Regions from separate parts of the Homo sapiens genome. Here region 2 is linked to region 1. Evidence: chromatin loops called from intact Hi-C (ENCODE). Cell type or tissue: IMR-90. All regions are shown on one strand. Each heading gives the region's core, and the rest is flanking DNA. Links, peaks and the distances in the headings are about the cores only.

Region 1 (16,774 bases), core at 7,942-15,941:
ATATATACATATTTTTGGAATTTATTGTTACATGGTATGTGAATATTCAAAAATATTTCACTTGTGTTCAAGGATAATGTGTATTCTCTTTGTGAAGTTTATATTTTCTGTTTGTGAGCTAATTGATTGTATTCACCTTTTATGTTAACTTTTGTCAGCTTTTTTATTCAAGGAGGCAGTGTTTAACATTTGCAATGAACACTGTCAACTTTTCTATTTCTTCCTTTAGTTTTTGTCAGTTCTTATTCTGTGTACTTTGAATCCATATTTTTAACTGCAGATATGTTGGCAATATGTATAATCTTGCTTTTTTGTTAATTTTACTAGCATATAATATTTATTGTCTCTTTTCATATATTTTTTGCTTAAATTCAGTTTTGTGAGACATTATAATTGCTAACAGATTTCTTTGTTTTAAACTTACCTGGTATATCTTCTTCCATTCTTCTGTTTTCAACCTTTCAGCATACTTTTAAGTATTTCTTTTGGTGACAATATAATATTAGATTTTTTCCCTTAAGTCCAATTTAAGCATCTGTCCCTTAATTAGTGAATTTATGCTCTTTACATATATGGTAATTGTCATAATACTAGGACTTATTTCTTTCATTTTGTTTGGGATTTGTTTTCTTATGCTATTTTAGGTGCTGTATATTCTTCCTATTGATTTCTTATGCTTATCAGCATACATTTCTTCTCCCAACAAGACATAGTATTTTGAAATGCTTCATCACATACCTGCCACCATCTAGTTCCTACTCTTACCCTGTTCCTTCTGCTTCATGTAGATATCATATAGAATTTTAGTCATGGTTTGTCCTAGATATAATTTCTCCTCTTTTCTTTGGTTGTTGCTTTTTTAGACTATAATGAACTTGAACATTTGGCAAATGTTTTATGTCTTTGTGCCCTAGTTTTCTTATTTATAAAGTGAAAATCCACCTTCCTCACATGGCTTTTTGTGGGAGGTAAATGTGGCAGTGTGAGTGAGAATCCTTGATAACATGTGAATAATTATATGAGAGGTGATTATCAGTCAAGAAGTACCTTTTATTCCAGTACCTGCCCATTTCTACTTCACTCAAGTACTCTTTTCAATCTCCTTTTCAGAATTCGTATTTCTTTTTCTTTACCCCATAGTCCTTTGTGCTTTTATGATTAAAAGAAGTCTGTGTGTGTTCCCAAGCCCAGAGCTGCTGGTAGGCTCCAGCAAGGGAGATGCTGTGCGGCCTGTTTCACCAGGTTTAGCACAGTAAGCTGGGAAAACCCAAGGGAAAAAGCCTTTGGGATGTCGATGAGTGTGGAAGGTAGGGTGTCATTGGAGCTATCACTATTCAGCAAAAGAAGGGAACTGTGAAGGTGGAGGATATAGCATTTCCTTCTTTAACAAAAGCAGGCTTGGTGTGGGAACAGTGGGCTCTATAATGTAATGAAAACTATTTTCAGATACTATTGAAATTAAAATATATTATTGCAGTGTATGGCTTAATATAATGGTAACTTTATTTCTTACCAGGCTCATATTGGCAACTTACTAACATCAAAATTCTTTAGTTATAAGGATTTTGATACTTTATTGTATACCTGTGCAGCGGAGTTTGACTTTATGGAAAAAGAGGTAAGATGTGATTTCTAGTTCTGTTTCCTAAGGTTTTGGCCCATACATTTTTCATAAGGAGTGCTCCTCTTATATCAGACTCTTTATGTGCTGTTATCTCAGTTTGAAGGAAAAGGAAAATCTGGCAGCTTAGAGGAAGATTTTTCTGTTTACTTTAGTGCAGCTCCCTGAAATATATGGCCTTTACTCATTTTGATAATTTAGAAATACACATTCAGACTAGCAGTGGTTTTCTAGGTGAGTAAACACAGAGGCATTTCAAGTTGCCATTTTTCAGTGATAGCATTAATTTAGTCAAGCTCTCAAACTCTTACATTTCCACTCATTTTGTGGTTATTTAAATAGATATTTGCTTTGAAACATCAAGTCCAAGCTTTTCATTCCAACAGCATTTTTCTTTCTAAAACTGTATTCAGAGATTTAGAAGGAAAGCAGAGAGTAGTTTAGTGGATTGTGAGACAGAAGCCTGTAATTTTGCTTGATGTTCTTGAACAAGCAACTCTCATTCGTCGTGTTATAGTTTACTAGTTTCTAGTAGCATGCCATAAACAGATATTGTGAAGACAAAATGAGATAATACAAAGGAAAGTACTTTGATATTTTAAATAAGTAAATATTTAAATAAATAAAATATTAATTTGCAATACTTTATGAGCTGGTTTAGTTCGACAAGCATGTATATATGTGCATTTTTAACACCATCCATGTGGTACTGATTAATTATATTATCTGTGTCACTCCTTCAGAGTGGTATGTGTATGTATATGAAACTGGCCAACAATACTCTATTGACATGTTAGTTTCCCTCATGATCCCACTGTGTTAGCCCAGTGTCCAGAGTTCCAGACCAGTGGATGAGAGGGCACCACACAGGAAACTTTTATCTACCGGCCATTTGGAGTTGAGTGTGTTCTGCAGAGGTACTGTTTACTCCAGTGGCCTGTCAGTCTTCATTTATTGTGTTCCGGCAAATGGTTTTGACACACAGTGGCTGACAAAGGTATATGAGTTTTAGTGTTAAACCTGCTGAAACAAACAAAGGAAGCATATCTTGCAAGACATTGAAATGCATGTTCATAGGGGTTCAAGACTCCTTCAAATATTAGAGAATTAGGATGTGGTGAAGTTGTTTAATGTTATTGAGAACATCATACATACTGCTACAGTCTGAGAGTATTAAACATAAGCTATGTGATGAAAGAAATAATTTATTGAGACATAGCATGACTTCAGCTAATTTGAAGAAAATAGCAAAACTGTTTCCAGCATACCATTCCTCATCACTGTAAGTATCTTAATTCATAGGGACTGTGCTGTAGAGACAGAGTACTGTCAGTTCAGGGAACATATGTTCCAATTATGGTACACCTATACAGTGGAGAAGAGGGGAAAATTTAACATGGTATTTCCTAATATGATATCATACTGACATGGAAAGATGCTTAAGATATATAAGGGAGTAAACAAAATGATATAGTCTTATTAACCCATAATTAACACACATAAAAGTAAAAAAAGTATAAAAGCAAAATTTTAACAGTGGTTTTTTGGGTGGAGAGATAATTGAGAGGTGCACAGGCTCACAATGTGTAGGGCTTTGTTATTAAACTTATTTCTATTTTTTTTCTGCTACTAAAGAAAATGTAAAAGCCTTTTGTTCCCCTCAAACATAGATCATTATTTTGTTTATGCGTGAGAAAGTGTGTGTGTGTGTGTTTCAAGGATAATATTTTTATCCCCCACAAAATATACAGGAAAAGCTTATTCCATTTAAGGAGCTTTACATACCTTAGATGAATATTAAGTTGGTCTCTCTAGTTAGATAAGTAGCATGCAAAAAGTGAGCAGTAATCTCTTCAGTGACATTTCACACTTACAGGTGTTTGGGTACTGTATTTTTAGTGTTTCAACTCAGCATTTTGGGGAAGTTCATTTCTATGGAAATGCACCTTCCTTTTTATGATGGCAGTCAGTGAGTAGATTGGTGAATGTTCATATTTCTCTACTTTCAGAAATTTACCTATTTCATTATTTGAAATGAAATTTTGTTTGGTTAAAATGTTTCCTTCTAACAAAACATCTCTTTGAATTTCAGACTCCACTGAGATACACAAAGACATTATTGCTTCCAGTTGTTCTTGTAGTGTTTGTTGCTATTGTTAGAAAGGTATGTCTATCACTTAAGAGCTCTTTCTTATAATAGAATATTTTCTTGTTTTTACATAGTAGTCGCATATACTTGGCCACATTTATCTGATACAACGTTTTGTATGGGCTTACTGTAACATATTCTATGTTTTCTTAATGATAGCTTTTGATAGACATTTATATAGCTTCAAAATATTCTATCTGCTAGCATAAAACAGACATCAGAAAAGGATGGCTCAAGTTCCGATAGTCATGTATTTTGGAAGGCATGATCAGAGACCATATTGACCCAGATACAACTTGCCTGTGTAAATTATTACTGGCTTTTACCTTTAATGTAATATTTCCCTAAAATATTTAAAATATACCTAAGTGATTTGTGCAGTGTGCAATAACTCCTGGATTGTGTTTATTATTAATCAGAAAGAAAAAACAGAGTATTTGCAATGTGTTGATGAACTAGATAAAATGTTTAGGTCCCCAAGTTGGCTTTGACGATAAAATTCAAAGCCCAGATATAAATAAGATCAAAGCAAGTGTGATATTCCCTCTCTTTTTTTCTTTAAGAATTGTGCACTCTGTAACCAAATGTGTCTTAAGAGAATGAACAGAAGTTAATCTGTGATGGAAAAAGAGACGACAGACCTTAAAAGTTTCCTGATACGTGGCCAGTGATTTCTGTGTTAACACAATGTCATTTATTTGTAGAATATTCTGTATTATAACAATTGTTCATATTATATATTTGTACTCTGCTTTGTATAGAACATTTTCACATGAGTATTTAAATTGGTTATTCAACAGCCCTATGGGGTAGACAAATGTTATCTCCATTTTAACATACAGAACTGAAAGATCAAAGATGTTGTTAGGAGCCTCGCATCATGTCCACTTAAAAGCAAGGGAAGAGTGAGACTCGGGCTCTGCACCTTCCCCTATCGTTGGGCTATGTCTGGTATTCAGCTGTGTACTCCGACAGCACTTTTAATCTCTAATCAGTTAAGAGTCAGTTCCTGCTGTGTGCTAGGCTTTGTGTGTGCTTTGCACTTTTGTATAGTTTATGTGGGTTTGCACCTAGTGGGTACTCAAAAAATACTAAGCATTGGCCATCCAGAACATATGCAAAAGACAGCAACCTGAGTGGTGAGAGATGATGAAAACTATTAGCTAGGCTGTTTCGTTTAAAGAAGAAAAGATGTAGATGGAAAGCGGATAATTACTTTGAAATATGGTAAAAGCCTGTGCCTTGAAAATAAGGTTACACACAATCTGGCTCCTTAGAATCATGGCCAATTCCAGGAGGTATGACTTTTGACCAGAACTGATCTCGACTGATAAGGAAAGTGTTATAGATTCAAGCAGCAGCTGGTGGATTCTAAGGGCTGGATTACAGCCTGTCATCAGTGTTGTAGAGAATATTTGTACTGGAGATACGATTTTAGATTAGATGACCTCCTCATTATTGCTGAATATGAAAGCACAGTGACTGTGTTTTGAATGCTTCCAGCTGTGATTATCAACCTCTGAGCCAGCTCTCCAGTTTTCTGAGTGCACTGTTAAGAAGAGGTGTTGCCAACAACGTTGGCATGGTGGAAGCAGCGCTGAATGTGAATTTGAAGCCAGAAGATCTGGTTTCAAGACTGCAGTGCTTCTTAGTAGTTGTCTACCTACAGGGCAATCATTTAATCCATATGAACCTGTTGCTCATTTACAAAACGAGGATGATATAATCTACCCAACAGGGTTGTTGAATATTAGCTTTGATCAGATACTATACAAATATAAGATTATGTTGTTGTGATTATTATTTTCTGAGTTATCTCTATACTTATATTTTCATTAAAAGTTATTTTACAGTTTAGAAGATACTTTATTTAAAATATCATTTTTCCCAACACAGCTTTTCTAAAGTGTTTCAAAATCTATTTACAGATTATTAGTGATATGTGGGGTGTCTTAGCTAAACAACAGACACATGTAAGGTAAATATGCTATTAAGAATTTTATTACCTCCTCTGTTCATTTATTAAATAGATATTTACAGTGTATTAATTGTATACTTACATGTTGTGTACCTAATATTTGATAATTGATGTTTTTATTGTGGTCATTTCCCTTCCTGGCATTTCTTCTTATTTCCTATCTGTGCAGAACACAGCACATCACTTATTCATCCTTCAGATGTTATCCAGTACAGTCTGACAGTAGCCCTGCACATAATCTACACTCAAAGGACACAGTTTTGTACTTCATTTCAGCAGGGAAAGTAAATTATTACGTGAGTGGTTTTAGGACCAGTGGACTGCCTTTTTGGAAATGAGCAGGGAAATATAAAACTGGATTCATACCTCACTTTTTACAGAAAATAAATTTCAGATGAACCAGAGAATTATGTATAGGAAAAAAAAAACCCAAAATTAACCAAGAGGGTTTGTTTATAACCTGAGAGTTAGAGAGGCCTATAGCATGCTTGGTATTTTCCACCATCACACCCTTTGTCTTACTCTCTTACCATTTGTCACCCTTTGTACTTAAATGTTGATGTGTGACCCGTATCTCCTGAAGGGAGCGATCATTTTTGTTCAACAGTTTATATACAGTGCCTGCAAGATAGTAAAGGATAGTAGTTGAATGAGTATTTACATATGACTAATGAACATGAAAAGGTAGTCTTGATCCTATGGTAAAGCCATTCAGGTTAAAGTGAAGACCTTTTCACTTCTTATATTTCTAAAAATTAATAGTATATCCAATGCTTGCAAGAGTGGGAGGTAGTAGATGGGAGGGAAGTTTGGCAATACACAGTAAAACATATAGTGGGCCTGTCCTTTAGCCCTGCAGGTTCCACCAGTGCAAGTGTACCCTCTAGAGATGCTCACAGAAATACAGAGATGATGGGGAGAGATGCCTTTTGTAGTATTGTGTGTTATGTGAGAAATGGAAACATCCAAAATATCTACTATGATACATAGAGTGGAATGTTAGGCTATCTTTCTGGAAATAGGTCCAGTATACATTATTGAATTTTTAAAATTGCCAGTGTGTGTGTGTATAGGATAATTATACTTCTCTTTAAAATTTAGAGATTTTTATGTGTTTGTGCATAGAAATGATCCGGAAAGATAAATCCTGTAATTATTAAGAGTGGGATTAGAGGATGGAGTGAAGGTAGTTTTAACTCTACTTTTATTCTTTTGTGGGATTTTGGGGGGAGAAGGATTGTCGAATGTGTATGTATCTATATTTTCTTTTTTTTAATTTTTCTTTTTTTTTTTTTTTTTTTGAGACAGAGCCTCACTCTGTCACCCAGGCTGGAGGAGTGCAGTGGCACGATCTCGGCTCACTGCAACCTCCGCCTCCCGGGTTCAGGCGATTCGTCTGCCTCAGCCTCCTGAATAGCTAAGACTACAGGCGACCACCACCACGCCCAGCTAATTTTTGTATTTTTAGTAGAGACGGGGTTTCACCATATTGGCCAGGCTGGTCTTGAACTCATGAACTCGTGATCTGCCTGCCTTAGCCTCCCAAAGTGCTGGGATTATAGGCATGAGCCACTGCGCCTGGCCCTATATTTTATTTTATAATTTGAATATACACACCCTTGTATTATTCCCTCACCTCCAAGTCTCTGCCAACATAATGATAAATTATTGCACATACTCCTGAGAGAATCCTTGTTCTCATTTAGAAACAATTTACTGTAACATATACAGGTATATGTTTATACCTGTAACATTTGAGTTGAGGGCTAAGGGGGAAAGAAAAACGTTCTGGTTTACAATGCCGAAATTTTTCATTTGAGGTGAAATTATTTTTGAAGAGCTCAGGAAGAAGCTACAAAGTTTCAGCTGTAGTATGCAACTCTGGAAGAGGAAGGTGGAACTTCTCACAGAAACAAAGCTGTCCCTTCAAGAGTAATAACTCACCTATAGAAGTAATTATAGGAAACCATTGAGCTTCATGGAGTTGTCAGTTCAAATAGGATCAGAGCTCTTTTTTGGAAGAGGAGTGGCATGTTGACATTTTATTTTGCATAGCTACCAAAGCCAGTGTAAAAAGGAGAAGAGTAGGACATAAATTTTAACTATCAAAGACATGAATGCCAATATTCTCTTTACTCAAAGACCCAGGAAGTAAAGTGGGATAGAGACAGCATGATGTAGTAAAAAGTATATTGGCTCTGAAGTCAGTCAGAATATAGTCCTGGCTGCCACTTACTAGCTCTGTGATTCCTTTCCTTGGCTGTAAATTGGGGTAATAAATGGTTGTAGGATTAGAGTTAATGGAATGTACTAAGCATATTAACATTGTAAGTACTCAACAAATGGTAACTGATAGTTTTTACTTGGTGTGAAAGAAGAATAAAGAACTGTTTCATCTCCTTCACTAGCCCCTTATGTGTCCTGAGTTTGCTAATATATCAGTCTTTTTGAGGCTAGATTCTCAAATTAGATTATATGCTACCTGGATTAACAGTTTATTGATACACTTGTTCATTCATTAAAAATGTTGAGCTCTAAGTGTCAGGTATTACTCTAGGTCTTGGGAACATATCAGTGCTTAAGAAAGAGAAGGTGTGTGTTGTCAACTCACACATTTCTGTCTCTGACCCAGACTTCTCCCTTGAACTCAGATTTACACATATAACCACGTATTTGTTATCTCTACTTGGTTGCCTAGTGAAAATCTCAAAGGTTTTTTTCATTCCATGCTTTGCTGGGGTATCACCAGTGAGGGAGCTGGGACACCACCGTGTGCCTTTGTTGTCCTAATAAATACCCATGTAGTCAAATAGGATATAATACAACATTGTCATTCTTCATAAATTTTCTTAAAATAGTATAGCACCAGTTTTGGCATGTGACTTTTAGTTATTTTGATTTGCCTGTGTGTGTCCTGAGAGAATGTTATAGAAGTTGTAAAACTCCTGTTTGCAAGATGAAAATGCAAATATATGACGTAAGTGCTTCAATAATGAATTGATGGCAATATATTTTTTTCTGTTCCAGAAAACACCAGTTTGATCATGGAGAGGTAAAGACTTAATATGACTATAATTTTACTTATCTTAAAGTTGCATGCATTTGGACTTTCCTTTCTAGTTCCAGTTTCTAACTTTGTTGGCAATTGTCAGCAATCATCTTGAAAATAGCCTGTTATGTGTTTTTATGAGAATGCTATATGCAGATTCACTGACTATTCATTTGTTAAAATTAACTAGGAAACTCATATGTTCTGCTCTGATCATCTTTACACTAATGGCAGTTGATTTCTGGAGCCCATTTAGACATATGTATGAGGTGTCTATTGCATGATTGGAAATCACTTTCCTCTCTGCTCACCTTGCTTGAGGCCTCAGAGATGTGATTGGTTACTGCTCCCATCTCCTAGTTGTCCAGTCTGGTTTTGAGGGCAGTTCCAAGGTGGAGCCCTCAGATCTTGAGGCAGCAGTCATTTCTTTTACCACTGTCTTTTCTTGGTCTGATGGTAGCATCAAGGTTGATTAAAAAATGTGGGCTTTATTAACCACAGGTTTGACTCTGAGAATCACAGAAACACTTGCCTTAATGACTTTATAATTTTAGCCTTCCACTAAAATGGAACAGTTTGAAAGTGAATTTTAAGAATTGTTTTCGAAGTTTCAGAAACCTTAGTAGTATTTTTTGTTACTAAGGAGAACGTACCCCTTTCTGCATATTGCCAGTTTAGTATTCTTAAACTTCACAAACAGTAGGAGTAAAAAACATTTTCTTCTTTCTTTCAGCTGGTTTACCATGCATTGCAATTGTTAGCATATACAGCCCTTGGTATTTTAATTATGAGACTAAAACTCTTCTTGACACCACACATGTGTGTTATGGCATCACTGATCTGCTCAAGACAGGTAACATGTTATGTTGGAGTATAGCTACTATGATAATTTTAGCCTTTATTATTGAGTGGCCCTAAAATAATGAATTACAAAGTCTTTTAAGTGATTATAGTTAAAGCTCTTCATGGTTTTGTACTTATCTTTCTTAAAGGGTAAGGGCCAAAGCTGATCATTTTCTATCTTTCTAAAGATTTAAAATAGTTGTTGGTGTACAACTAATACCGATTTAGTACAGACTGAGTTCATGAGTGATTACTGCAGGTGCTGATAGAAAGCAGAGCTTAATTGTACAAATAATAACTTTTTTTGTTTTGACATTCATATCACAAAGAAATCTAATAATTTCAGGTTATAAGTGCTTGAAAATTATATGTTCTTTTTTTAGTATCAAACTTATTTTTTTTTCAGTTGGTGCAATTTGTGTGCACATTCTTGACTTGTGCTTTTTAAAATTTAGTTTAAGCCTTCCTTGGTGGTTTGCTGCTTATTTTTCCTGGATAGCTGCCTCCTTGTTCTGTATTCACAGATTTATGCTTCTCCATAGTGTCACCTTTCCATCAGTCAACCAGCCTAGGTACAACAGCAGCACCTCCCTTAGACGTAGCAGATAGTCACTAAGCACCTACACTGCGCACTCTAGGGATGGAGGAGAGAGTAGTAGACAGAAAAGTCAAAAGCCAGTGTTTATAAGCCCTCAAGAAACTTGAAATCTAGCTCTGTAGACATGTGGAGAAAGATCAAGAGAACAAAGTGTTGTTATGGAGTGTGGACTATTTGGATGTGGAAAAAATTAGCCAGCCTTGAGGTTCCCAATCAGTATGTTGTATTATGTTAGAAAGGCACTACTTTCTACCTTTCTGACCCCTTCAGGCTGGCACAGGAAAGGAGGCTGGTTGGAAGCCTTTAATCTTGAGTCTTATCCCACAGCATGACTGATGATATAGGTTGGTGCAAAAGTAATTGTGGATTTTGTCGTTAAAAATAGCAAAACCCGCAATTACTTTTGCACCAACCTAATAGAAAGTGTCACCCAGGGCAGGTTTTCCAAGTGTGGGGTTCCTGCTGGTCACACAGGACCTCACATTCAGGACCCTGAACTTGATTGAATGTTTGCTGCTGCTGTTTTGAACGTCTTAATTTTTTAACAAGAGACCCCACATTTTTGTTTTGTACTGGGCCTTGTAAATTGGTTGTGGCTTTACTTGAATCTGGGAGTAGTGAAAGCAGGTTGAGAAAAGAGCTTCCTACATTGTGTTCCACTTATATGAGGCTGATGGTAGAATCCTTTTGATCCCAAAGATTATTATTTTGGGGCTTTTTCTTTAGGATAATTAATCCTTTATTTGGGACTCTAGCAGAGGCCTTATTCTTCTCTGGGAAGAAGTTTTGCATAACAGATGCATACTACTTATACTAACAATTACCAATGTATTCTTAATTTGGTTTCAGCTATTTGGATGGCTCTTTTGCAAAGTACATCCTGGTGCTATTGTGTTTGCTATATTAGCAGCAATGTCAATACAAGGTTCAGCAAATCTGCAAACCCAGTGGAATATTGTAGGGGAGTTCAGCAATTTGCCCCAAGAAGAACTTATAGAATGGATCAAATATAGTACTAAACCAGGTAAAAAAAAAAAAAAGAAAAAAAAAGTCATATTATTTAGCTGTTTTTCCCACAATTTTATATACCACTGCAAACTCTTAAACCCTAGTTACTTCCACTGATCTCACTCTTTCTATGCAATGTTGCTTTTAGAATATCTAAAACAAAGGAGATATCAATCCTGTTTAAATGGTTTGCAGGGGAAATGTTATACATATGTTCTTAGTAATTTATTCTGCCATTTTTTATAGATTTTAATTTTTTCAAAATTTATTCACAGTCATAAATGCCACATTTAAAATAATTTTTCCTGTGCTTATTTTCTTAATGAATTTTTAATATTAGTCCTTCACATTCCTTCTTGAAATAAACTCATGGAATGTGACATTTTATTCATGTGTGGAAAGGGAGACTTTGTTGTCATCTGAGTATCAAATGATTGAATACTAAATCATCTTCCAGAACTCCTTGTTACTGTAAAGCTTTCCTAGTCCATTTGATACTTCTTTTTTAGATTCAGGAAAGATTTCTAAGATTTTTTCTTTAAAGAAAGAAAGAAATCTTTAATGATGAGATGATGAAGCTCTGTTTTCCAAGGAAAATAGTTTACCCAGGCCTGGCTGCCAACTGCTACTTTATCAGCCATCTGACTTCATGCTAGTTCTGCCATTGAATCTTGAAGTCATGAACCTGCTGGGCTTCCGCTCTGTTACCTGTGAAATAATTGATTTACACTTGAAGGAGACACCTTCTCGCCTTCACTGAGTGTCTTCCTGAGACATTCCTCTTGCCTTCCAGATGCAGTGTTTGCGGGTGCCATGCCCACGATGGCAAGTGTTAAGCTCTCTGCACTTCGGCCCATTGTGAATCATCCACATTATGAAGACGCAGGCTTGAGGTCAGTGCACAGTCTTGCATCATCAAAACAAACCTCCCATGCAAACAGACAGTGAGTGGAGGACACCAGCAAAGTAATAAGGAATGTTTCAAAAGGATATGATGAACTGAGGCTTATCGAGTCAGGGAGCAGAAAGCTGAAATAAGACCGCTAAGCTCTAAACAAATCCGTTAAAGCTTCACAGGGCAGGAAAGTGACAACTTTGGGGGCTCTCTTCTCTACCAGGCATATAAACGAAGTCATACTATAGCACTTTCCCACAGGTTAACAGGGCTCTAAAATGTCCAAGTCCTTTTCATCCTGTAACTCCCTGGGGAGTTTAGCTTAGAGTGTTTATTAAGGTTTTCTCATAGGTGATTTTTCTTGAGTTTGGAGAAGTCATTTGAAATAGAATCCCATTCAAAGAGGAGTTTATTCTGGTTTTCACCAGTATAGCCTGTTAGAATGATCTTGGGTGTTTTATGTTTTTTTAGATTTTTTTGAGACTTTAAAAAATAATTTAGAGATGTGTTGTCCAAATTTTTTTTTAAAAATTTAATTTTTCTTGCAGTTTCTAAGGCAGGTGAAGCTATTCATTTTCTAAGTGATTAGGTGAATCTTATTAGCATCTTCTTTTTCATAACAATGGCATGTACATTCACAAATAAGCTTTTTCATTAAAAAATCAATCTCATCAAGCTAATTTCCAGACCAATTTTGTTAAATAAGTTTAGTTTTTCTTAAATCTAGAAATAAAATGAAGAACCATTTAATGTGAATTATTGTTGATGTCTAAGTTGGGACTGTTGCAGCTTCACAGTAGTCCTATAGTTGTGTTTGTTGTAGTTCATCCCTGTTCACACACAGGGTACCTTACTCTTACATGTGATAGCGAAGTGAAGAATTTAAGACAAATAAATAAGTGAACAAACACAAAGAGACCAAGTTTGGGAATGTAGGGGTGTGTTAAAGGTCACCCTCTTCTCCACAACTTGTCCTCCTCCTGCCTTCTGCTTTTGACCTCACTGATGCCCCTTAGCGGGAACTTCCATGGGGAATTTCCTCCTGACTGGATTCTTCTTCATCGTCTTCTAGTCTAATTCAGTGCTTTCTTCCAAATGTGTTATTGTATCGTTTTAGTCTTGAAAATTTTATGCCCAATTATTTTTCTTTAAAGAGCCAGAACAAAAATAGTATACTCAATGTATAGTCGGAAAGCAGCCGAAGAAGTGAAGCGAGAACTGATAAAGTTAAAAGTGAACTATTACATTCTAGAAGAGTCATGGTGTGTAAGAAGATCCAAGTGAGTATCAACACAGTTAACATTTTATAATCATAAGACATGAAGGTTAATTCAAGCACATGGCACATGCTTTGCTGGTGGCGGGGGTGTGTATATAACATAAAGTATACATGGAAAAACTTCTTCTTTTTTTTTTAAACAGGCTCTCACTCTGTTGCCCAGGCTGGAGTGCACTGGCATGATCTGGGCTCACTGCAAGCTCCACTTAATTTTTGTATTTTTAGTGGAGATGGGGTTTTGCTGTGTTGACCAGGCTGGTCTCAAACTCCTGGCCTCAAGTGCTACTCCTGCCTTGGCCTCCCAAAGTGCTGGGAGTACAGGCGTGAGTCACCACGCCTGGCCTGAAAAAACTTTTTAGATAATGATTTGGAGACTTTCTTTTATAGTCTTTATAAATATCTTTTTTTTTTAAATAATGATTTGTATGTGTATACTACCTTAAAGAGATTTTATTGGCACTAGTTGATAATCTCCCAAATTGTTCATATTTGCCTTTGATGTTTTAAAAGAAACTTTTATTTAAAGTTGGATGTATTTTCTTTCAAAAGACTTCCAGGGTCTGAAACCAAGTAATGGGGAGTCTCTTTTGGTGAAGTCAGGCAGCTGAGCACCAGGGGTCACATTATCCTTACTGGGTCTCTGTGCTACACCATGTCCTGTCGATGGATGGGATACCCTGTCAGCAAAAACTCAGAATGAAATTTTTCTTTCCTGGTGTTTCACATCTTACTTGAATGGGAAAATGACTCTACTGTGACCCACTTTCTCTTGGGTTTATAGTTTTTAAGTTTCTATTTCCACAGAGATGTTTACTAAGCTGAGTATAGCTCCAAGTGACAGTAAGATCTTCAAAGCAGATGTGAATCTAAAGCTATCTAGAAATGTGGCACGTAAGTGACTGGACACCAGGTGACAGTAGCCTGCTTTTAAAGTACCAAAACATTCACTTCATGAAGAGCACAGTACAGGAACAATTTTATCAGAAATAAACACTATTTTATGGAATAATAATATTTTTTAAATTCTTACTATTCTGTAACTAAACAAAAGCGTTCAAGAGATTGCTATATTTGTGGCTTGATCACACTTTCCCACCATATATTTCAATGACACATATGGTATTAAGACAACATTGTTAAATACTGAGTCGTGAGTGAAAAATAGTTCTGTGACATAGTATCTACAGCTTTGCTCACAAGGAAACTAAAATAATTGTTGATTATAGAATGATTCTCCTATGAACGTGTGCTACGTGGTTTGAATTCAGTCAGGATTTATAGAAAATGTTATTTTGTAATAATTCAGAAAATGTTTTAAGCGTTTGTGAATATGTATATGAAATTCACATACTCACCTTTAACATTGTTATATAAATTTAGGACAGAAAAGTTCTAAGCATCTCATGACGATCTTAGGAAATTATATGAAATGAATGATAGGCTGACATTTGCAATAGGAAGAACTCAGTTCTTAGCATAGCTTTCTACCAGAATGGGGATCTTCTTTATTTCTTTGGGCTTCACTCTCTTGAAACAACTGTAAGTTACTGGAACATAAAAATAATTTTCGTAACCTTTTTTCTCCAAGCTAACAATGAGCCTTTGAGAGTTCATATTCTGCCTAGACCCCTGCATAGAGTTTGAATATGTGAAAGTTGCAGAGGCTTTGTGCTGTAGAGTGTTGGGAGAGCTCCCTGGATTTGCATAGCTCTAACAGTCTCATGTTTGGGTAGGCAGAGCACTGTTTTACCCACACAAGAAGGGATATGAAGGCAAATTCAGGATGTATGGCAATAAACTTTGCACACTAAACAAAATCAGCAGACATTGAACTGACTTCAAGTCACTTACGAGCAATCAGACTGAGAGTTGGGGTGCAGAAGAGGGTGTGCTGGATTTCCCCATCTGGACCTTGACTTGCCATTTATTGTGTCTGTCACAGCAGGAGTTGAGTGGGAGGAAGCTACGAAAGTGACTCTCTCATCTGTTTTCCCCACTCATTAAAACAACACTCTCCATCTAGTACAAGATCTAAGCCAGGCTGATGACACACTGTCAGGAAACCTTGGACAGGTCCACTCTGCTTCAACCTTGACACAAAACAAAAGCTGTGCTTTCTGTCCTGACAGGGAAGCAAATGGGGAGTTCAGATAGGAGAGGAAAGTGAAGAATGACTAATATTTATCTAGTGTTTACATTTAGAGTAGGAAGTTTCTTGACAAAGCTTTCTGCCTGGTTTGGGACCTTCCTTATTTCCTTGGCCTTCACTCTCCATTTCAGTTATGATCAGCCTGAAACCCCTGTAGATTGCTGGGACGTGAAAGTATGTTGGAATGGGGGAAGCAGATGGGGAACTCAGTTAGGAGAGGAAGGGGAAGAGGGACCAATATTTATCTAGTGCTTAATCTGTGCCTGGCAATTGGTGAGCACTATGTTTAAATGATCTCATTTACAAGTGGCTTAATTGTATGGCTTGATTATTCCTTAAATATTTGACACTGTGTTTAAATATAAACACTCAAATATATTTGCATGCAAGTTGTAGATTAGTTTTAAATTAACTACAGTTCTCTGCTTTCTTTTACTCCAATAATAGAGTTGACATAGAATACATGTATTTAGAAGGAAATTATTCAGATTTTCACTAATGCTATTTGCAGATGGCTGGCCTGGGGAAACCTTGGGAAACTCAGATGAGGACTAAATAGTGTTGCACAAGGCAAACAGAGCTCCCCAAGACAGCTGTTTGCCCTCTCTTTTTCCTAAAAGCTGTTGAACTCAGGAAAACTGTGGGTCGTTCTCTACTTTCTGTGTGTCTCACTCTCTGCCACCGTGGGCCCTCAGTGTTGTAACAGTTCAGCCTTGACGTGTATGAGAAAATTACAAGGTAGAAAACCCATGCCCAGCCATATGATCATAGGTGTTCCATGTGAGTAGAAACCAGTGTCAGCAAAGGTGTGCAAAAAGTGTGCACTTGAGCCCTCTTCATGGGAACACTCACTGGCAAAACATTTCTAGGGGATAGTTTGATGAAGGGAAGGTAAGAAAAAAATTGTGCAGTCCTTTGGCAGAGTGATAATGTTGCCTCTAGAGCAGGGGTCTCCAAGCCCCCGGCCATGGACCAGTACTGGTCTGTGGCCTGTTAGGAACCCAGTCTCACAGCAGGAGGTGAGCGGAGGGTGAACAAGCATTACAGCCTGAGCTCTGGCTCCTGTCAGATGAGTGGCAGCATTAGATTCTCATAGGAGTATGAACCCTATTGTGAACTGCACATGCGGGGGATCTAGGGTACGTGCTCCTTATGAGAATCTAATGCCTGATGATCTGAGGTGAAACAATTTCATCCCAAAACCA
Region 2 (16,774 bases), core at 4,184-12,183, 65 kb before region 1:
GTGGACTTTGAGATGGAGATTTGCATGCAGGAAGTAGTCGAGGGAGTGTCCTTAGGGCCAACACCTGAAGGGGGATGAATGAAGCAGAATGAGGTAGGAGGAAGAGGAGAGCTTTGATACAGTCACTGTGAAGGCCTCATCCAGTCCCTGGGCAGCTCTGGATCTGGGATGGCTTTGCAGAGTTGTCCTACCTTGTGAGAAGGGCCCCTGGCCTTGATGTCTTTCCCTATTGACTAGTCGGTCATCAGATGCAGATTGCCCGTGGGTAGGGGATGTCACCTTGAGTGAATTTACTTTCTTCAGCCATGGGCAGTTCCCATGGAGGGACACAGCTTCAAGCTTTCAGGCACCAGTCTTCTAACCAGCTGGAGGAATGAGTGCCTCAGCCCGGAAGAGGGAATCTGGGGTGGCTTGCCACCGCTTGTACCATGGTTATTGATCTGTCTAGCCATTCTTGTGCCAGTATCACACTATTTTAATTATTAAAAGTGGTAAGACTTAATATCTGTTAAAACATTCCCTTTAATTTTCTTGTTAGTTTTCTAGATACATTTTAGACACTTGGAATTTTGACTGGAATTATTTTATGTTTATGAATTAATTTGAGGGAGAATTCATATCTTAAATAATTCGGTCTATTCCAGTAGACCCAGTATCTTTTACTTGTGCAAATCTTCTTTTGTGTCTCTTAGTAGAGTTGTAGAGCTTTTGAAAAACATAAATTTAGCACTTTTTTTTGGCCCATATTTTGTCCTTACCCATGGATGAACAATTGAAAACTGACCAGTGAAGAATCTGCCTAGGAGATTCTGAGCCTTGTTTTACTACATTTAAAGGGAGCCAAGTGGATGGTATGGAAAGGGAAAATATGGTAATTGTCAAAGTATCTCAAAAGTATTCTAGTAATGAAAATTGTTTAGTATATTTTCTTAAGATGCCTCTGTATTTTTTAAAATAGGTAATTTTGGCCAGTTGGTACCGGATTTATACCAAAATAATGGACTTGATTGGTATTCAAACCAAGATATGTTGGACGGTTACCAGAGGAGAAGGACTCAGTCCTATTGAAAGCTGTGAAGGTAAGTTTCTTTCTGTAATATTGTCCAGTTATCTGTTGTAACATAATAAACTTATCTAGCATAATAAACTTACACTGTAAACTTAGTGGTATAAACAACACCCATTTTATTATGCATATATAGATTCTGCAAGTCCAGAATTTGGGCAGGCTTTAGCGGGGCTGGTTTATGTCCATGATTTCAGGGACCTCTGCTACTAAGACTCAAATGTCTGGGAAGGCTGGAATTAACTGAGAGGCTACATTGCTCACATTTTGGCTCCTGGGCATGGAGGACTGTGAGGCTGAGCTCAGCTGGAACTCTCAGCTGGGACACCTACATGTGGCCTTTCGGGGTGACTTGGGCTTTTTGAAAGCAAAGTACCTCAGAGTAGTAGTAAGGCTTTTCCTATGGCAGCTGAAGGCTCCAAGCTGGACACTGTATGACCTCTTATGACCTAGCCTCAGAAGTCACATAGTGTTGCTTCTGCCATACTCTGTTGAAAGAGTCACAAGCCCAATGAAACTCAAAAATGGGGGCTATAGACCCCATACCTCCAGAGGAGGCGTATCAGTGAATTTGCAGCCCTGTTTTAAAACCATCATTGCTAATTACCCTGGTCTCATCTATGTTCTGCAGTAGTGTTGTGTTTTCATGTGGGAACCAAGGCAGCTATTTAATATATCTGGCAACCATTTTCAAAATGAACACAATTTAATATAAATTGCTAGACACGTAAGGTAATTTGGGTTAATGTGATTAGAACATATGTTTTGTTTATTTTTAAAGGATTGGGAGATCCTGCTTGCTTTTATGTTGCTGTAATTTTTATTTTAAATGGACTAATGATGGCATTATTCTTCATATATGGCACATATTTAAGGTAAGAATATTTTAGTATGTGTTTATAAGATATACTAAAATAAAATAGTTGATTAGTTAATAGTTAATCATTGATTAATTTATAGTTCAGTTTTATGAAAATATCCTAAAATATCTTATTATCATAAAATTCATTATTTGCATGATTTCACCACTGCCATGGCCCATCACACTTAAGATAGTTTTAGAGATGTAAATAGAATTGGGAATACTTGATAAATTTAATTACTTTTTTTTTTGAGACAGGGTCTCACTCTGTCACCCAGGCTGGAGTGCAGTAGTGTGATCTCTGCTCACTGCAACCTCCGCCTCCTGGGTTCAAGCGATCCTCCCACTTCAGCCTCCTGAGTAGCTGGGACTATAGGTGCACGCCACCAAACTCAGCTAATTTTTTTGTATTTTTTGTAGAGACAGGGTTTGCTATGTTGCCCAGACTAGTCTCAACTTCCTGGGCTTGAGTGATCTGCCCATCTCAGCTTCCAAAGTGCTGGGATTACAGGCATGAGCCACAGTGCCTGGCATAAATTTTGAATATTCATAGGCATTTGAACATAAGCAATATATATTCCATATATTGTTATGGAATATCTAATATATTGTTATGGAACAGTATATTCCATTTGCTGTATGTACGTGTATACGTGTGTGTGCTGAGATGTGTGAAGTCTTACTTCTTACTGTAGTTTTGGTGTAAAAAAAGTCTGTAGACTACTGCTTAAGGTAACATGAGGGAGCAGCTTTTACCTTAGAGCATTTGGGTCTTTCTAGATGGCTGTCTGTGGTTCTTCTTCCAATGTCAATGGCTGTAGATGGTTTCAGCTCCATCCAGTATATATTGTTTACATAAAATATAAGGGAAAAGACCACTCATTATCAAATGATATTAATAGCTCTTTATTAATGTTAAAGTAGAAGTATCTTCTATGTAATATTTAGAAGTGTCTTCTGTACAATATTTAGTATCTGACCTGATTTACTTTACAGTTGAGCAGCATTCCTAAAACTAAAAGACTAATTTTTTAAGGCTTTTTATGTTTACTTCTTTTTTGCCAATTTATTATTCTGTATATATGTTTGAAGTATTTTACCTTGAGATTATCTTTAGAATTTTCTTCCTTGCTGCTTATTGATTCTTTGTAGTACAGAATTATGAGAATTGTATATGATTTTCAATTTGGGATAATGAGTTTGAATTTGCTATTATCGCATTATCTCCTTTCCTTTGGAAGTGTGGCATTTTCAGTTTAGTACCTCAAAGATGTGTTGAGTTTCTAGCCCACCGTTTGAGTATCTAGCAGTTACTTGATAAGCATTTGTCAAAAGAGGAAGCTGTTAGAAGATCAATGTAAAATATATTTGCATATAGATTTAAGACACTTTGATGTTACTATTTCTGACTTAGGTCTAAGAAAATTCTTTTGTTTAATTGGGGAGACTAAAATAAAAATGCATGATTAAAAGATGATTGTGAAAGATTTTGTTTTTGAAACAAGATGCAGGGAAATAAGTTAAACCAAAAGAATATGGTAATGAGAAAAGGAGGCTGACTTGAGGGAAAGTGGGCCTGTGTGCTTGCATCGTAATGAGCCAGAGGGAGAGAAACTTGGTGGTGTCTATTCATTTTGCTGAGTACTGCCCATCTGTCTATGGGTAGCTTTATTACATTTGGGAGATTAGATTTTACATAAGAGAAGTTAAAATATGAAACATGGCATTACTGCTAAGCTGCTAATCTGCACTTATGCTACCCTTTTTTTAAAAAAATATGGGGTCTTGCTATATTGTTACCCAGGCTGGAGTCTAGTGACTATTCACAGATGTGGTCACAGAGCACTATAGCCTCAAACCACTGGCTTCAAGCAGTCCTCCTGCCTCAGCCTCCCAAGTAGCTGGAACTACAAGTGTGTGCCACCATGCCTGGCTACTTTTTTAATTGAAAGAAGAATTTGTAAACATCCGTTAAAGCATTCACATTTTCTTGTAATGCTTGTTATAACTGTTTTTTCAAAGGCAGAAGGCACAACATCTACTGAAGAGAATAAAAGTTCCTGGTTTTGGTTGAGGGGTTTTTGGTGGTTTTGGCCCTGACCTGACCTAACCCTGTGGTGCCTGGTAGACAGTTTTTTGTCTACATGGGAGATGCATATTCAGTTGTTCAGTCAACACACACTATTCATACCAAGTAGTTTCTTAAAACTCTGGGCTCTGAGAGCATGGGAGTGCAGCAGGGTGTGTGTGAATGGAAGATAGACAGGAAGGAAAAATTAAGTGCTTAGAACTTCAGAGGCAGGAGAAATTTGTTCTGCATGGAGGGGCTACTTTAGTGTGACCTTGTAGAATCAGAGGTATTTGAATAGGTGGAAATAAACCATGAAGATAAAAGCATACCAGGGAGAGACAAAGGCCAAAATCTAGTATGTGGAAAGCAGGTAATAAGCAGATCAGTTTTGCTGGGATGCATGTTCTTCAGGGAGTGTTGTGGAGGATTCAGATTGGAACAGAGGTTGTGCTGGATGATGAAAGGCCTTGGTAACTGACTGGGTTGAAACCTATTCCAAAGCAAGTGAAATAAGTACAAAAATTGACCAGTATAAGAACAGGATTCAAGCTGAAGTATGATCTCATAGAACACTTGACTTTCCCCAGTCCCCAAAGTCAAGCAGTGACTACTTCAGCACAGTGTTTGTCAAATTGCAGGGCATCACTTATTAGAGAGTTTTAAAATTGATTCAGTGGGTTGAGCCCATTTCATTTTAGATGAAGAAAAAAAAATGCTGCAAAGTAAATAATATCATATACCACACTAATAAGGATAGATACTATTTAGAGAAACTTCTATTTGCTATAAATATATATATACACACACACACACACACACACCACACGTGTGTGTGCTGAGTTGTGTAAAGCCTTCTTACTGTAGTTTTGGTGTAAAAAAGTCTGTAGACTACTGCTTAAGGTGGCATGAGGGCAGCTTTTACCTTAGAGCATTTGGGTCTTTCCAGATGGCTGTCTCTGGTTCTTCCAATGTCAGTGGCTATAGCTTGTTTCACTCTGCCCATTTGACTGCTTTGTGCTTTAGCTGGCCCCTTCTGTGTTACCCAACTCTTGGACCCCATGGTGGTCTGCACTAGCAGCACATGTTTTCATTTTTCCAGCTTTCCTTTTGTGTTTGTGGGCTTTTTCTTAACCCGGAACCATCTCTTTAGCTCTATTCAAAGGCATCGTTAACTGAAGGTTCTTTCCAAAATTGATCCTGATGTATATTATTTTGAATAGAGTCTCTTATCACTTCTTTTCTATCAGTGTTTTTCATTGCATTTTTGTATGTTTTTTGACCTGAAGTACATTTAGAGGTTTCAGATTACTAGTTAGTTCTTAATATTTTCTTCCTTGATGGTTAGTCACCCTTGTAATTTTATGAAAGGGATAAAGCTGCAGACTTCTTAAAATATGGGTTAAAAATAAAGAGGAGGGTATCTAAAGTTGTTTTTAGGATTAAAAAAATAAATTGTATTATGTACTGAGAAATAAAAGTTGAGATTTGTCTAGCAGGTTAGAAATTTGCAGGCAGATTGACTGTGACATTTTAAATTCAGAAGTATATTTGTTTTGAAATAATATACATATAAGTTTTTAGAAGCCAGGTAAGCCAGTCCATTTCGCCAGAAATGGAAGAAGGGAAAATAGAAAACAGGCAAATGGTGAATGGAGCCAGGCTGCCAAGCTCTAACTTGAGGAGATGAAGTGAGATCTGTTTTGCAAACACAGCCTACTCATGGTATAATTCTTTTTCTGGAATTCTCAGTATTTTAGTATTTTTTTTAAAATACTCATTGTTAATTATTTTTTGAAGCTGTATTGATTTATACTTACGTTATGTATTTCATAAGATACCCTGATATTTCTTAGCCACAGACTAACAGTTTCTGAAGGCCAGTTTCTTAAGACCCAGTGTGTGGAAATCTCTGTTCTGCAAGTAAGAAGGAGCATTGGTTGTTGGACAGTTAGAACTTTCCCCCTAGTTTCTTCTGGAGGAAATTCATATATGCTTAAGTTTCTCTTATTGATAAATACAAAAAACTTTTGGTGTTGGACTCTAAGGCAGATATCAAGCAGGTGATACTAAAACTTTTATTCTTTGCACTTTAGTGTGATTTTAGTATTATTTTGGAGTTCGGGGTTAGCTAGGTTATGGTGCATTGTTGAGGAAGAATAGATTGGATAGTGTATTAAGCTGTTAAATAATGTATATGTTTAACAGTTCTCTGGAAAAATACATATGTCTATAAAGTTTATTATAAATTTTACTGCTATGTAAGGATGAGTGCAAACAATAACAGGGTTTATAAGCAGGAGATTTTTTCTTTCTCTTTTGAAAAGGGTGCCAGAAATACTCTGACTAGCTGAAATAAAAGAGGGAGTACAATACTGAGATACAGAGGCCTGGTGGAATCAGAGAATCATCGAAAAAAGTGCCTTTGTTTAAGGCTCATTCCTTTGTAGGTATTAGATTTATCCCTACTGGCTGCCAGTTCTTTGCCTGTTGCTGTCCTTCAGGCTTGCTTTCCTGGTTCCTTCCCATCCGCCTCAGAATGTGTTCATCCCTTACCTTCTCTCTCACATGACAAAATTAAGACAAAACTTTTTTTTTTTTTGAGACGAAATCTCACTCTGTTGCCCAGGCTGGAGTGCAATGGTGCGATCTCAGCTCACTGCATTTTCCACCTCCCGGGTTCAAGCAATTCTCGTCTCAGCCTCCTGAGTATCTGGGATTACAGGCGCGCACCACCACACCTGGCTAATTTTTTTTTTTTTTTTTTTTTTTTTTTAGTAGAGACAGGGTTTTACCATTTTGGTCAGGCTGGTCTCAAACTCCTGACCTCAGGTGATCCACCCACCCCGGCCTCCCAAAATGCTGGGATTACAGGTGTGAGCCACTGTGCCTGGCCAATAAAACTTTTTAATTGGACTTCCCTTGGGTCCCCTTGCTACCCCCATCTAGTCTCCCACCCCTTCCTCCTCTCCCCAGCAGCGAGGCCCTGGTCCCATTCACCTCTCCCACTGCTCTGCTTGTGCAGCTGCTTACTTAGCAGCCCTGCCTTTGATTGCTTGATTTGTTTTGAATCTTAGGATGGTGAAATGATGCCTGAAACCACTCAGGGTTTTCACAGACCAGGCCTGTGGCTGGCCAGAGAGGACTCTGGTGCTGTCTTTTTGAGCTTCATTTCTTTGTATCGTTCTCCCCTGATTACTGCTGCCTCTGTCTTCAGAGTTCCTACTACTCTCCTTAAAACTGGAGCTGAAGAATAGACAAAAATTCCTTTGCCTAAAATAAGAGAAATATGGTAGAATTATAAAAGTACTTAAGTTGATTTTTAGATCTTATGTTAGACTCTGAGTTCTTTCCCATTCAGTATCCTATCTGAGGTTGCCCCCAAAATAACCCATTAGATTTTTAGACTCTTCAGCCTTTGATTCCATTCTAGAACAAGTGCCATCTGAGGAGGTCTTCTGGAGAAAACAGTGGGCAGTGAGTGTGGCTGATGAGTCATCCTGGGGGAGACAGAACAATGCCCCTGCGGAGTGTCTCATTATTGACTGACAGCTGCCCAGTCACTGCTGCCTACTTGGACTTTTGTTTATTGTATCCCATGCAATACTTTTACTGGAACTTTACTTTTAAATTATCCCTTCAGTTTATATTGAGGATCTTATAAGAAACAGCTGTGTGAAATTTCTTACTTTATTTTATGCATTGCTATCATATGAGTGTATTATCTATGACCCAGTAAATAAATAACCAGTAAAATACTTTTTTATGTGTAAAATGTTATGACTATGGAATTGTGTAAAATCTTTATATACATGTTTAAAGATTAGTAAAATGAATACTTATGTACCCATGACACAGATTAGAAAAATAAATAAATTATCAGAGCTTTCATACCCTTAAAATTCCTTCTTAATACATTCTCTTTCCTTCCCTCAACCCTCAGAAGAAATGACATCCTAACTTTTGGACCAATGTTTTCCTTGTTTTTCTTTATGATTGTGCCACTCATGTGTTTACCCTTAAATATGGTGTGTTTAGTTTTGAAAAACTGAGTATCAGGCACAAACCTAGCTGCTTAAGGGGAGGACACTATTGCCCTTGTTAGATGAAAGTTCCCAGAAGAAGAGAATTTCTGAGTCATGGTCTTTAGGTTCCCTGAGGGAACTTTCTGAGGCTGTCAGGAGCGCAGCTGAGCTAGGGGAGGGAGCTGAGCTGCCAGGTATTGGAGTGGCTGGTTAAAGCGACAAGCCAAAAGTGAGAGTTAAGCCTTTAATCATTTACTGTAATGGTATACGTGAGATGTGACGATCAGGATGTCTCACCCCCATCAAAAGGGAACAAAAGGCTCCTGTAGTTTATGGTTCTTGAAGTGATGGGGCAAAGGAGAAGGGCTAGGAGCCAAAGAGTGCAGAGTCTGAGTCAGAGTGGGGAGCGGCCTGTTCAAGGAGCCCCTCTCCGCCAGGCCACAGCAGAGAAAAGGACCAGGAAATAAAGGTGCCTGGGCTAGGAAGGCAAATATAAGAAGAGCTTTATCACCCAGAAGTGGCTGAGTCATTGACTGCAACTCCCCTGAGAGACTACAGTACACTGGCTCTGCACCAAGCCTGGTGTGTGAAGGGCTTCTTTTCCCTGTGAGGCCTGTCAGGCAAAGCCTTGCATATGGCCAGGCCTGAGAAATCCCATATAGGTTTTCAACCAGGAGCCTGATTCCTCAGGACATCAGTAGGCAACGTCATGAGCCTGGGATAAATGTAGGACTCAGTCGGTAGGGACATCTGGCAGAAATGTAGTGGCCAGGTACTGAATATCCAGCAGAAATATCATGAGGGGAAGAGCTGTTCCCTCTTTCTAAATTCACCACTGTTTACCCTGGCTCTCTGGAGCATATCAAAGCAGAACAACTTCTGTGAGTGATATAAGTGTCTTTAACTGATGCCAGCAGTAAAGTATGTGGAGCCAAGATAAAATACAGACAAGAATCTGGTCCAGGCTCATCCAGGCTCACACAAATAAAATGTGGAGATTTTGGGCATGAGTCAGTACTTGGTTCTGGACTGGCTACCTTCCATGGTTTGTGTACATCTGTCCTTTTGGCATCCCATTGGGATTTCCTTGACTGCTCTCCCCTGTTGGATCCCCTGTGCCCTTATCCTGTTTGTTCCTCTTTCTTGGTTTATTTTCCCTCTTTGGTAGACCTCATCTTCTAGTAGGTAGGTCTTGAGAGTAGATAGCTGGGAAGTAAACATTTTATGAAACTTTGCAAAATGTGTTTATTTGCTTTCGTATTTGGTTCACTGTTTGGCCGAGTGTTGAACTCTAGACTTGAAAACATTGTTGGTTGCTGGCCGGGCACGGTGGCTCACGCCTGTAATCCCAGCATTTTGGGAGGCCGAGGTGGGTGGATCACAAGGTCAGGAGATCGAGACCATCTTGACTAACACAGTGAAACCCCGTCTCTACTAAAAAATACAAAAAAATTAGCCAAGCGTGGTGGCGGGCACCTGTAGTCCCAGCTACTCAGTAAGCTGAGGCAGGAGAATGGCGTGAACCCAGGAGGCAGAGCTTGCAGTGAGCCAAGATTGTGCCACTGCACTCCAGCCTGGGCGACAGAGCAAGACTCCGTCTCAAAAGAAGAAAAGAGAACATTGTTGGTTGCTTCAGATGATGCTATTCAGATGTTCCTAAGTTATTCAAATTTCTAAACCTTTGTATGTGACCTTTGCTTCCCCTTCCTCTCTCTGGAAGATTGTAGAATATCTTCTTTGTCTCTATGGTTCTGAAATTTCAGAGCAATATGTCTCAGTGTAGATCTGCTTTCATGTGTTCTCTTGGACACTTGATGGGTTGTTTCAATCATGCCTTTGATTTCTGAGAATTTTCTTGAATTATTTCTTTACTTATTTTATTCCCTTTGTTTTCTGATTCAGAACTTTTGTTTGGATGTTTGTAGTTTCCAGTCCTCTAATTTTCTTTTTTTTCCCCCCATTTTTAAGCTCTTTGGCTTTGTTCTACATTCTAGAACATTTTATCAGCCTTATTTTTTCCAACCTTCTACTGAGTTTTTATTTTTCATTATCATGCTTTTAATTTCCAAGAAGTTTTGTTTGTTCTATAAACATTCCTTTTTAAAAAATAGTATTTTATTTTTGTTTCTTGGATTCAATAAATATTCTCTCTAAGGGTATTAATGATGTTTTTACCCTCCCAGAATAACCTTGGCATCTTCTAGCTTGTGTGTGTGGGTTTTTTTTGTTGTTGTTTTTTGTTTTGTTTTTTTTTTTTTTTTTGAGCTGGAGTCTCGCTCTGTTACCAGGCTGGAGTGCAATGGCACGATCTTGACTCACTGCAACCTTGGCCTCCTGGGTTCAAGCAATTTTTTCTTGCTTCAGCTTTCCAAGTAGCTGGGACTACAGGCACGCACCACCACACCCAGCCAATTTTTGTATTTTTTAGTTGAGAGGGGTTTTTACCATGTTGGCCAGGATTGTCTCAATCTCTTGACCTGGTGATCCGCCCGCCTCAGCCTCCCAAAGTGCTGGGATTACAGGTATGAGCCACTGTGCCCGGCCTAGCTTGTTTTTTTAAACATCCTTTGGTCTCTACCTTCCATGTTAGGTGCCTTCCTTAGATGTCTGGCAAACTTAGGCTGTCATGATTAAGGCTAGAAGACCAAAAAAAGCTGTATAGAAGCTCTAAATTGTGGGTGGAATCTGTTAAGGTTGAGTTTTTATATAGTTTGAATAAATGATGTGAGCAGAACTTAGAGTGACTGCCAGTTCTTTGGTTTGCCTTTAAATGTAAAAGAAAATATAAAGTAACAGAGGTCTTTTAGGGTTGTAAAAGGGAGGTGCAGTGTTTTATTAGGTTAACTGAAATGGAAGATTATAGATGATTTTTAAAGAAGTGATTGAGTAGAGGGAAGAACACCTAAATGAGTTTAAGAGACTCTGTCTTCTATGTGAGAATGGAATAAGGTAGTGTTTGCAAGTGACCCAGAAGAATGCTTGCCTTCCAAAATATTTTTTGATTGAATAAATTAATTAATAATAAAATATTGAAAGAAAAACTTAGCTTATGGTTGCCATATATGAAAGGCACAATAAAAACATATTATCTATCACATAAGCTTTACTAGCGTTTACCAATTTAGGAAGTATTTTTCCAATGGACTCATTCTGAAGCTTTCCTTCTGCAGATTCCAATCTTCACTGAAGACTGTTTTTGATTGCAGAAGTTCAGTTCATGTATGACGCTTATGTGCGAGGCTCTAAACTCTTTACTATCAGAAACTCATTTAATCCATATGGTTTTCCCATGAGATAGGTAAACCGCTTTATAGATGAGGAAACTGAGACACAAGGATATTAAATAACTTTTCCGAGGTCACAGAGCTAGTCACTGGCAGAGTAGGGATTTGAGTACCAACAGTGGCTCCAAAACGTGTGCTCTACTGTCTCTGAGAATACATTTTAAGTGTTCTTTCCACAGCAATTAAATTGTCTGCAGCTTTAGTTAATTTTTGTTTAAAGATCCTGCATAATGAAGAAAAAAGTGTTTATTTCATTGCCAAAGTAAGTGGTATTTATATTTCATAAAAAGTTTTACTTAAAATGTTTTAAAGATACATGACACTAAGAAGGATCTAGACTTTCCGTTCTCTTTTCTGTTCTGATGTTCCAGAATATTACTGTTCTGTAATAATTCATTTCCGAAGGATTCTGAGGTCCCAGGATTTTGCTGTTCTTCAGCTGATATTTCTGTATGCATTGTTTTGGTTTGATAGGTGGAAGTTTACTCTTTCTAATATTGCCATTTTTCAGGATCCTATTGTGCTCCATTTTTAGCTGTCATACATGTAATTTTATAATTATTCTAATAGTTTCCTCAGTTAATTTTACTTAGACTCATTTATTGAACTAACGACACATTGGAGGGAAAGGTAACATACTGCATGTTGGGGGGCGGATTCTTAAATGTCTGCTTTTGTGATTACACATTTCCCCGACTCCTCATTCTCCAGGTAAGATGACTGTAACTCCATACCTTCGCATGATCTGGTAGTTTGTAGTTGGTAATTTCAGTATGGAAAGTTTTTCTTTTTTTTGGAAGGTTTTTCTTTAATGGTTTTCAAGCCAAGGTTAAAATATACTGTATTATTTCTTTTGGTGGTGAATACGAACAGCTATTTTAATGTTATCTGGAACATTTTTATGATTTGTTCCTTAGAAGTATTTTTTGGCAAAGATCAAGAGGTCTCCATGTAAGTTAATTGAACAACTTTCTTTCTATTAATGTGCTCTACAATGGGTATGTTAGTTATTAGTATGTTTTTAAACTGAATTTTCACTGCTTTGTATATACATGCATATCTTTTGGCATTATTCAACTTTTTATAATCAAGTACGTCAGTGGTCCCTTGCCCCATCTGTCTTCCCCACCCTGTGTATCCCTTTGTCTAGGGAAAGCCACTTTCAGATCTTTGGAAACTCAGCAATTCTGATACGTAAAACCATAGTCCGCAGTTACATTATTATGACTGTAAAAATATTGCTTACTGCTGAATTAAGTGGTATAAATAATTGTTTATTTGGTAACTTAAAATTTTTCCTGTGGTTAATTATTGCTAATATTTTGTTTTCCTTGGTGTTCTGTATGCTGATTAATTCCTCTCCAGATCTACAGCTGAACTGTAAACACTTATTTTGTACTTTGTCAAATGTATAAAATCCATTATTTCAATTCTCCCACTCCTATCCCCTGGGGCCTCCCTCCTGGAGCCTCTGTCTCTGGTTCCATCCTAGACCCGTCCTTCCCTGGGCTTCCGTTTAGCGATTCCCTTGGAGTTTTGTTTACCACCATCCTGAGAATTCCCCTTTCCTCTCTTGCATTGGATTCATTGTGTTTTGGACCCCAGGTTGGTCTCTTTCTGGTCTGTTTCATCCTTTTGAGGATCATATCCTCAGGTAATTTCCAAGAGAGTCACAGAGATAATTTTAAAATACATTTGTCTGACATGTTTGAACATTTCCTTTTTTATTTTTGTACTCAATTACTGGTTTGCCTGGTTGTTGATTTTTATTTTTCCTCAGACTTTTAAAGGCTTTGTTCGACTGTATTCTAAGATGGAGTGTAGCTTTTCAAAAGTCTGGTGCTATTCTACCATTAGTTCCTTTTGTGTGTGGCTAGTTGTTTTCCTCTGGCACCTTTTGGGTTCATCTTTCTCTCTTTAGTCCCGTAAAAGGTCATGATGTGGTAGATATTATTTCATCCTTCTCATCGCATACTTTGTGCGCTCTATCTGGGCACTTACTTTCTTCACTTTGGAGGAAAACTTTTTTTAGTATTATTTCCCTAATGACATTCTCTTCTCCATTTCTTTTTTCCTGTTTTCTTGAAAGTTAGTGATTGGATATTGGACTTCTTGAAGTCGAATTTTCTCAGGGTTTTTCTCCCTTATTTTATTTTTACATTTTATTGTCATTTCTGTTAGATTTCCAACTTAAAGAATCTTGAGTTTGAAAATTTCTCTGCCTGTTGCATTGTCTTTGTTACCTCTAGGTCCCCCTTCAATTTGTATTAGTTTCTATTTTTCACATTGGAAGCTTCCATCCCCACAGCCTGCTGATTCCTAGCTTGACATTTGTATCTAAGAATGAGGAGCTGGTTGGAAGATTGCAAAGTGGATGGGTCTTAACTGACTAGTGGCTTTTATTACAGCATGATGAGGGTGTAAACTGCTTTGTTTGGGGAGACCCAGGCTCCTTTCATCTTGTTGCTTTTTCGTTTACCAGCCTCAGCTGCTTCTGCCTGTGGCCAGAGTCCGGGAGACATATCTGATTCTTCACGTCAGTGCAGAAGTGACACCCAGTGCCATTGACTACTCCTCCCCCTCACCCCTGGTCATATGCAGACACTTATGCATGAGGGCTGAGCACACACTTTCTGAGGCAGGGTCAGTGTTCCCTTTTCCTTACTTCATCCCCTCTCTGGCGATGAGGTCGCTTTTTGAAGAGAACTTAAATGATCTTTTTCACGAACTCTACATTTAATGGGGGCTGCCCAGAGTTCCTGTGGCCCCTCTGATCTGTTCCTGATCTCCTCCCCCTCTTTTGAATTTTTACCGTTGTCTCTACCCAGTTCTTCATTGTTTCTGAGCTTTTGTGAGAAGAGCCTGGACGTCCTTTTGTAGACATAAGTAGTCAGCAGAAAATGCCTTTTCTTCCACATAAGGAACCAGCTAGTCAGAGGACAATACCTTCATCTTCCAATTTTCTGTTCTCTGTTATCTTCTTTGGTCATTGGAGGTTCAGAGTGGTTTCTCTGATATCTGAGAGATTTTTTTAAGCTGCTTTATTTCTAGATATGTTCCAGAAGCCCTGAGGGCCTGGATGATTAGTCTGTATGTCAAAGCCCTTTTTAATTTTGCTTGATGTCCCCCTTTACATCTGGAGTGAATAGTCATCATTAACACAGTTAATCTTCCTACCTTCTCTTCCCGTGATCCAACCAAGTTGCCTATGAAGTATTCTTAGGCTCTGTAGCAGAATGGAATAGTGTTTTGTATTAGTTTTCCACTCTTCCACTGCCCTCTACCTGTTTTAAGGAAAAGTTGAATTTCTTAAATTTTATGCCAGTTTTGCTTCCATTATTTTGCATGATATTTTCTTATTCTTTATTTTAAAAAAATCAAGCATTTGCTGCTTATACAGGCTGGATTTTTGGCCAAAAAACACATCTTAAATAGGCTGTGAATCTACCATCTCAAAGTTTTCCAGCTACTTTTTTTTTTTTTTTTTTTTTTTTGAGACGGAGTCTCGCTCAGTTGCCCAGGCTGGAGTGCAGTGGCGCGATCTCAGCTCACTGCAAGCTCCGCCTCCTGGGTTCACGCCATTCTCCTGCCTCAGCCTCCCGAGTAGCTGGGACTACAGGCGCCTGGCACCACGCCCAGCTAATTTTTTTTTTTTTTTTTTTTTTTTGTATTTTTAGTAGAGACGGGGTTTCACCATGTTAGCCAGGATGATCTTGATCTCCTGACGTTGTGATCCGCCCGCCTCGGCCTCCCAAAGTGCTGGGATTACAGGCGTGAGCCACTGTGCCTGGCCTTTTTTTTTTTTTGAATTAATATTAACTTGGCCTGCTAACATATCTTTAATCAAACCCATTTGGTCTAGCAGTTGTGTATGAATATTTAAAAGATAAGTATTTTTATTTAGTATGCATAAATTGATGAAAGTTGTTGGTTGGCAATATTGGCATCTTTTCTCCAAAACCTTCCCCTTTTTATGTCTTCACTCTCTCAGCAAATGACACTTCTGTCTACTCTAATGCCCAGCCTGACCTCTAAGAGATAGCCATGACTTTCCTCTTTCCTCTGTAATCCAAGGAGTCACAAAATCCTATTATTACTGTCCTGCTTCAGAGTATCTCTGGCGTCCTTCCACTTCTCTGCCAGCCCATCCTCCTGGGATGACTCTGCATCAGCTCATGTGGCTCTGCTCCCCACCAGTCTTGCTCCCAGGCTGCTCTGCACACTGTTGTCAGTGTGGTCTTATCATTTGAGGAACTGTGATGAGGGCAGTGCAGCTGGAGAGCAGAGTGTGGGTAGGAGGAAGAATAGTGAAAGGAGTTGAGGTGTATGCAGGGGCCAGATCCTGCGAGGCATTTCGGATATGTTTTGGTGTTTGGATTTGACCTTGTGGGCAGGGATGCCATTGAAGGGCTGTGTGCATGGAGTGGGATTGGGTCCATTCATTGTTAAAGACAACACACTCTGCAGTGTAGAGGGAGCAGGCTTTGGGTAGGGGGTGTCGGAGGCTGTAGCAGCCCAGGGGAAGACGATGGGAGCCTGAGCTGGTATGATGGTGGTGGGATGGAGGGAAGTGGACAGACTCTGGAATACTAGGAGGGAGGCTCCAGGGGAAGCATTTGTTCAGAGGAGAGTGATATTTCTAGGCAGGAGAAGGAGGAAGCATCTGGGAAGAGGCTGCAGTTGTTGGATAGGTAGTTGTTCACCATGGAATGAAGGGCCTGGAGCACACAGTGGAGAGGTCTGCGTAGGAGTTGAGGAGTGTGGTGTTTGGGTCAGAGCAGAGGCTCACCTGAACACATGGTCCTGCCTGGTTTTTGGGCCAGTACCAAGAGCAACAATGACATGAGGTGTGGTGTGTTTGGCTGCAAGCTTTCAAAAAAGGAATGCCAGCAGTCTTTTGATTGAATAGTTCTATTTTCAGATACCCTTTCATTTTCTTTCATGGACAAGACTTGGTGCTAGGCACCATGGGTGAATTGAGGAGTTCACAATCTAATAAGTAAATAACTTCAGTTAGAATCGGCAGATAGAGAGTTAAATTAACGGCGTTAATCACTTGCTTGAAACAGACTGGAAAGGACCAAGCTGAGAACTTTTCTCACCCTTCCCGATTCTTATCCTCATTCCTCATCTTTCTTTCCTATCTCTTTACTTAGTAACCAGTGAATCCCCCCCACCGCCCCCCCCACCGCCGCCATGAGTATAGGGGAAGGTTCTCAGCTCTGAACCAGGCCTGCTTGGCATTTCTTCATTGGGCTAGGAAGGTGCCCAAGCCTTCAGTCTCCAATTTAAGATTGGAAATTATCTTAATTTGATTATTTCCAAATTTTTCTCCATTTTCTCTTTCTTAAGCATTTATACAATAAGAAAATCGTAAGAGTTATTTAATATAGTTTTGAATTAACTCTGATGGCTTTTTTCTCTTCAAAAGTTTAACTTTGGATGGTTCATCATTTTTGTAAATAGAGA

Evidence for each region. Peaks named below come from ENCODE experiments on the same cell type or tissue, not always from the same donor. Only the 100,000 strongest peaks of a DNase experiment are listed, where the experiment ranks them.
Region 2: it touches region 1 in a loop (2.1-fold over the local background); 1 of 110 quality-filtered maps calls a loop at or near these places.

What each region holds. Positions count from the first base shown.
Region 1 is chr7:34,934,641-34,951,414 of GRCh38, reverse strand. DPY19L1 (dpy-19 like C-mannosyltransferase 1) reads left to right here. Exons shown (of 22, transcript NM_001366673.1): 14 at 1,517-1,618; 15 at 3,714-3,785; 16 at 5,699-5,748; 17 at 8,776-8,800; 18 at 9,531-9,650; 19 at 11,088-11,262; 20 at 12,040-12,139; 21 at 13,296-13,421. It overlaps MIR548N (microRNA 548n), which reads left to right and starts at 10,581; the gene lies at 10,581-10,655. LOC102724723 (a long non-coding RNA gene) reads right to left here and starts at 9,189. Exons shown (of 3, transcript XR_001745166.2): 1 at 9,109-9,189; 2 at 6,279-6,369; 3 at 2,807-2,986. In IMR-90, for the core only: no CTCF peak of the experiment used is centred there; a DNase peak (open chromatin) is centred at 12,154.
Region 2 is chr7:34,995,635-35,012,408 of GRCh38, reverse strand. It overlaps DPY19L1 (dpy-19 like C-mannosyltransferase 1), which reads left to right. Exons shown (of 22, transcript NM_001366673.1): 5 at 959-1,079; 6 at 1,848-1,941. Among named protein-coding and RNA genes, the nearest start is that of DPY19L1, 33 kb to the left of the region's middle. RefSeq lists a silencer at 8,053-8,651. In IMR-90, for the core only: no CTCF peak of the experiment used is centred there; DNase peaks (open chromatin) are centred at 8,568 and 9,008; H3K27ac peaks cover 1,205 bases.